Regions from separate parts of the Homo sapiens genome. Here region 2 is linked to region 1. A link is a loop called in an ENCODE intact Hi-C map of the cell type or tissue named here. Cell type or tissue: PC-9. All regions are shown on one strand. Each heading gives the region's core, and the rest is flanking DNA. Links, peaks and the distances in the headings are about the cores only. Region 1 overlaps SNX29 (sorting nexin 29). Region 2 overlaps CPPED1 (calcineurin like phosphoesterase domain containing 1).

Region 1 (2,918 bases), core at 133-2,632:
GGCTCACACATGTAATCCCAGCACTTTTGGAAGCTGAGGTGGGTGGATCACTTGAGGTCTGAGTTCGAGACAAGCCTGACCAACATGGAAAAACCCTGTCTCTACTAAAACATAAAACTTTAGCCAGGAGTGCTGGCCCATGCATGTAATCCCAGCTACGCAGGAGGCTTGAGGCAGGAGAATTGCTTGAACCCGGGAGGCGGAGGTTGTGGTGAGCGGAGATGGCACCTTTGCACTCCAGCCTGGGCAACAAGAGTAAAAAACTGTCTCCAAAAAAAAAAGCCACTTTAGCCAAGAGGACCCCTTGGCCTTAGCCCCATGGCTCTCCACTGGCCCCCCTCCCCCCAGGGGACCTCTGGCCATGTCTGGACATCTGTCTGTTACAACTAAAGGGGTGCCCCTGGCCTCTAACAGGTGGAGGCATCCTACAATGTACGGGACGGCCCCCCACAACAGAATCATCCAGTCCCCAATGACAGCAGTGCCTAGGCTGTTGAACGTAGATTCTTGGTTGGGACCAAGAATTTCTAATTCCTGTCACTCTTGCAATATTTACTGTGGTCTGAAATTATCCGGATGGTTGACTTCTTAAAAATCTGTCTGCTTCATGTCCAGTGCGACTCCAACAGTACACCTTACCTGTCTTACTGCTGTATGCCAAGCACCTGGTATACAGTAGCCGCCTAATAATTGTTTCTTCTAGAAGTGAATACATAGGTACCTGTAATGAGGAGTGTTTTCTGTATGAAATTTTAATGCTGCATTGCCAGTTTATCCAAATCTGCCTAATTAACTCAAAATGAGATTCTGCTCCATTTCAATTCAGTTGATCCACGTGTATTAAGTTCACCTCAATCTCCAGTTGTTGAAAAAGAACTGAGACAGAGACCATCCACTGAAGTATCTAATTTATAAAATGTCACAATTTGTGTCATTGTAAAGAGGTTGATCTCAACCAGGTTGTAACAAAATTTCCACAGCTTATTCCAAAAGAAAATTTTAATACAAGAGATCTTAAAAAATTAAACACATTTGTTTAAAAATCCTATTATGTAAACCTTAACATAAGAGGGTAGTTAAGATAATACTACAGGTTTCAGGGCGTTTCCACAGACTTCTAGACCTTATGTACACACAGACTATCAGACTCTAGATATGTGGCCTGCTTACCCTTAAGGGGGTGCACTGGGAGCCGATCATGGGCGCCCCCTAGTGGGGTTACCATCGCTCCTCCATTCAAAAAAGACTCGCTTCTCTAAGAAGTCGGTGTCAGGTGAGTAAGCGTTCTACCTGACGGCTAAGCCAGGGATGAAGAGAGGCCAACATTCTTCTTAGGATGAGTCCTGGATAATAAAAATTCCAATTAGCTCTACCCCCATCCCCTTCACTCCGGGAAATTAATGGTCTCTGGGGTCACTGAGCGTTTAGTAGCTCTGGGTGCAAATGTACGATCCACCATTCCGTGTGCTACTGTCCTCAGTCCCAATTTTTGCAAGGGCATCCTCTGTCTTACCTACACTGACAGTGAATGAGTGGTGGTTCCCCTTGCCGTTCATGGAGACCAGCGGCAGAGCTGAGAAAATTTGAGGGGAAGTGGGGGAAGCCTGGGTGAGTGGTTTTCCGGTTAGGATGGGAAAACACTTACGCACCAGTAAGAACTAAATCCCTGGGCCTCTTAAACCACCAGTGAATCTAGAATCTTCCGCCAGCAGCGCTGCTCCTTAATGTCATAGGCTCAACTATCTTATTAAGGAAGCCAGATTTCTTTTTCACTTCTCTATAGAAACTAGCTATAAGGAAGGATACGCAACTTGGTTGCTGGGATTTAGAAGTAACTGTCTACTCCATGACATAATTCAGAGTACCCAAATCGGGCCCATAAGATGGCAATGGCTCATGGCTAGAGTGAGGAATACCAGAGATGACTGATCGAGGTACATTTCAACAACCATGGGATGAACTGCGGGATCCGGTCTGCCTAGAGCCGGGAGACCCTGGATGGCTACACCCTTACTTCTATTGACCAAGGAGCTGAAGCTTTATTTTGGAAACAAGATCAAGATTGTGTATTAGAAAAACATAAAGATGAACTTTCTTGGCACAGAAATGAGATAAAATATACAGTGCTACAACTGCAGAATTAGCACGGACGCCAATCTAAAAACAGCAAATATTTAACAGTAGCTTTAATGAATTAATGCACAATATTTTGAAAAATCTTTGACCTTGCTCATAAGCAGATGCCTGCCTTGAAGAAACACTCCAAGTCTGCCGTGATTCCGAGCGAAATGCCAAGGCAGAGTCAAGACAATCATTACCTTTAGGGCTGAAACCTGGGCATGAGGCTGCCCCTTCTGGGATGCCTCCTAACCAGTCTGATGTACTGGGGAAGGAGGAGTGAGGTGGGGTCTTCCTCGGGTCCCAGAAGCTGAAAACCCAGCCCTTCCTTTGCCATCAGTTCTGTGCCAAGGCTGGAAGATGCTGCTGGAGTGCAGGGCTTCCCCCGTGTGGGTGCTGCAGCTCACACAGGAGCTTGGTGGAGGAATGAAGGATGGATTCTGGGGGTAGCCGGAGGGGAGGGGGCTCACTGGGAGCCCAGAGAACATGGCTGGACCTCCCTGTGAGGAGCCAGATGGTGTCGCAGCCCCCTGTGGGGGCTTGAGCACGTGGAGCAGGAAGGCCGAGGCCTGGAACCCCAAGAACTGGTCCTCAGGGTTGGCAAAATGTACCATGCAGAACCAAGAGAGGCAGCCACTGCCGGCCTGGGCCACAGAGCCCTGCCTCAGGCTGTTGGGATATAAGCCGCCTCCAGAAGGCAGAGCCTGCTGTCCATCAACCAGGCAGGCTGGTGGGCTTCACTCCTGTTTCCAACCTGGATTGTGATCACTGGCCCCAGTACTTGTTAGTTGCATCAGCTA
Region 2 (2,918 bases), core at 203-2,702, 140 kb before region 1:
ATTCTAAATAAGACTTGTTCGTGGATCTGACACCCCAGAATCTCTAAACAGAAATGAATTGTGCTCTTTCCTTCCAGCGAAGGGACTTGGCAGTAGTGAATCTGCATGTAATTGTCCTGGAACTTCTTCGTCCCTGGATATCACATTGTGCATCATTAGCCTTGAGCAATGCCTCATGTGTACCAAGTGCCCAGAAGCAATTTGTTAAATGGAATATTCTATGATTAAGTGTGTACATACCTTATAGCAGCACCAGCGTTAGCGCTAAAGAAGGTAAATACAGGAGAGGTGATCACTTTGGAGGAAAAATAATTTATGGAAGACCTTGACCAGAAGTAACATGTCCAGTGACATTCACAATTACATATTTTTCTCTTTCATGGTTTTTCATTTAAGCAGAATAAAGCTTACACATATGTAGATGGTTGTCTTCTTTTCTGTGCCCGGTATCATAGTTCTGTTCAGTCCATGTTACTTCTTGGCTAAAAACCATAAAATCACTACCTTGCCAACCCTTCTCCCTCTACTCTCTTCCCTCTAAACCAGGGGTGTCCAGTCTTTTGGCTTCCCTGGGCCACTTTACAAGAAGAATTGTCTTGGGCCACACATAAAATACATTCAGAGCCATCCTGGGCTGCATACGGGCTGCAGGTTGGACAAGCTTCCTTAAAACCATCCCATTGGGGCTGAGAGTGGTGGCTCATGCCTGTAATCCCGGCACTTTGGGACGGTGAAGCTGGAGGATCACCTGAGGTCGGGGGTTCGAGACCAGCCTGACCAACATGGAGAAACTCCGTCTCTACTAAAAGTACAAAATTATCTGGAAGATAGCTTAGCTTTTTTTGTTTGTTTGAGATGGAGTCTCGCTCTGTTGCTCAGGCTGGAGTGCAGTGGCATGATCTTAGCTCACTGCAACCTCCACCTCCCCAGTTCAAGCAATTTTCCTGCCTCAGCCTCCCGAGTAGCTGGGGTTACAGATGTGTGCCACCATGCCTGCCTAATTTTTGTACTTTTAGTAGAGATGGGGTTTCAACATGTTGGCCAGGCTAGTCTCGAACTCTTGACCTCAAGTGATCTGCCCACCTCAGCCTCCCAGAGTGCTGGGATTACAGACGTGAGCCTCCACACCCAGCCTAAAAGCTATAAGCTGCTTAAGTGTTGGACCTTGATCTTATTTCTCCTTGATTACACAGTTACCACAAGCTGATCCTAAATTTTATATGAAAATTATGTGGGCCCAGAATAGCGAAAACAACCTTGAAAAGGAAGAATAAAGTTGGAAGACTCACAGTTTCTGATTTCAAACTTACTAGAAGCCTGCAGTCATCAAAACACTATGGTACTGGCATGAAGATAAACATAGAGATTAATGGATTAGAATTGAGAATCCAGAAATCCTCACATTTAGGGTCAATGGATTTTTGACAAGGGCGCCAAGACAATTCAATGGGGAAAGGGTAGTCTTTTCAACAAATGGTGCAGGGACATCTGGATATCCACATGCAAAAGAGTGAATTTGGACCCCTACCTCACACCATATTAAAAAAAAAAATGAACTCAAAATGGATCAAAGCCCAAAGAAGAGCTAAAACTAGAAAACTGTTAGAAGAAAGCATAGGCAGAAATCTTTGTGATCCTCTATTGGAAAGTGATTTCTTAGATATAACGCTAAAAGCACAGGTGACAAAACAGAAAATAGATAAATTGGACTTTATGAAACTTGAATATTTTGTACCTCAAAGGACATTATCAAAAAAGTGAAAAGACAGCCCACCAAATGGGAGGGAATACTTGCAAATCCTGTATCTGATAAAGATCTGGTATTCATAATATGTAAAGAACTCTTACAACTAAATATTAATAATGAAAAGACAAATAACCCAACTGAAAAATGGGCAAAGTATCTGAATAGACATTTCTCCAAAGAAGATATAAAAATTGCCAGTAAGCACAACAACAAATGTTTAGCATCATTAGTCATTATGTAAATGCAAATAGAAACCACAATGAAATTTTACCTCACACCTACTAAGATGGCTACAATTAAAAGGGTGAAAAATAACAAGTGTTGAGGATGTGGAAACATTGGGACCCTCATACATTGCTGGTAGGAATGTAGGATGGTGCTTTGGAAGACAGTCTGCTAGCTTCTTAAAGAAGTAAACACATATAGTTACCATGTAACTCAGAGTTTCACTCCTAGGTATACACTCAAGAGAGATGAAAGATATCCACACATCTTTTCACATGTGAAAAACTTGCACGTGGATTTTTATAGCAGCATAATTCATAATAGCCAGAAAGTAGAAACAACCCAAACGTCCATCAGTAGATGAATGGATAAACAAAATATGATGATATATTCATACAGTAGAATAGTATTCAGCAATTAAAGAATGAAGCACTAACATAGGCTACAAAATAGATGAACCTTGAAAACATCATGCAAAGTGAAAGATCAGTAACAAAAGCCTACATTTTATATGATTCTATTTCTATGAAATGCCTGGAGTGGAGAAATCTATAGAAGGTAGATTAGTGATTGCTTAGAATTAGGGTGGTGGGAGTTGGGGGGCAATGGGGAAGGGCTGCTAATGGGTGAAAGTTCATTTTGGGGTGGTGAGAATGTCCCACAATTGATTTTCATGACAGTCCACAACTCTTTGAATATTCTAAAAACATACCTTCAGAGGATGAATTATATTGTTTGTGTATTTATATCTCAAGCTGTTATTAGTGGAGGGGAGATTAGGAAAAAGTCTAATTTTGGGTCTCCTGGGGGCAGCAATAATGAAAAAAAAATTGAGAAACACATATCATATTTTAGTAAGATTGAAGAAACGAGATTTATAGCCAGGTGTGGTGGCTCACACCTGTAATTCTAGCACTTTAAGAGGCTGAGGCAGGCAGATCACCTG

Evidence for each region. Peaks named below come from ENCODE experiments on the same cell type or tissue, not always from the same donor. Only the 100,000 strongest peaks of a DNase experiment are listed, where the experiment ranks them.
Region 2: a loop joins it to region 1, with 2.6 times the contacts of the local background. A loop is called at or near these places in 2 of 110 quality-filtered maps.

The regions. Positions count from the first base shown.
Region 1 is chr16:12,572,263-12,575,180 of GRCh38, reverse strand. SNX29 (sorting nexin 29) reads right to left here. Exons shown (of 21, transcript NM_032167.5): 21 at 894-2,918. All of the region lies in intron 1 of SNX29-AS3 (SNX29 antisense RNA 3), which reads left to right. Among named protein-coding and RNA genes, the nearest start is that of SNX29-AS3, 37 kb to the left of the region's middle. In PC-9, for the core only: a CTCF peak has its summit at 1,197 (motif pointing left); no DNase peak of the experiment used is centred there; H3K27ac peaks cover 554 bases.
Region 2 is chr16:12,713,594-12,716,511 of GRCh38, reverse strand. All of the region lies in intron 2 of CPPED1 (calcineurin like phosphoesterase domain containing 1), which reads left to right. Among named protein-coding and RNA genes, the nearest start is that of MIR4718, 5.3 kb to the left of the region's middle. In PC-9, for the core only: no CTCF peak of the experiment used is centred there; no DNase peak of the experiment used is centred there.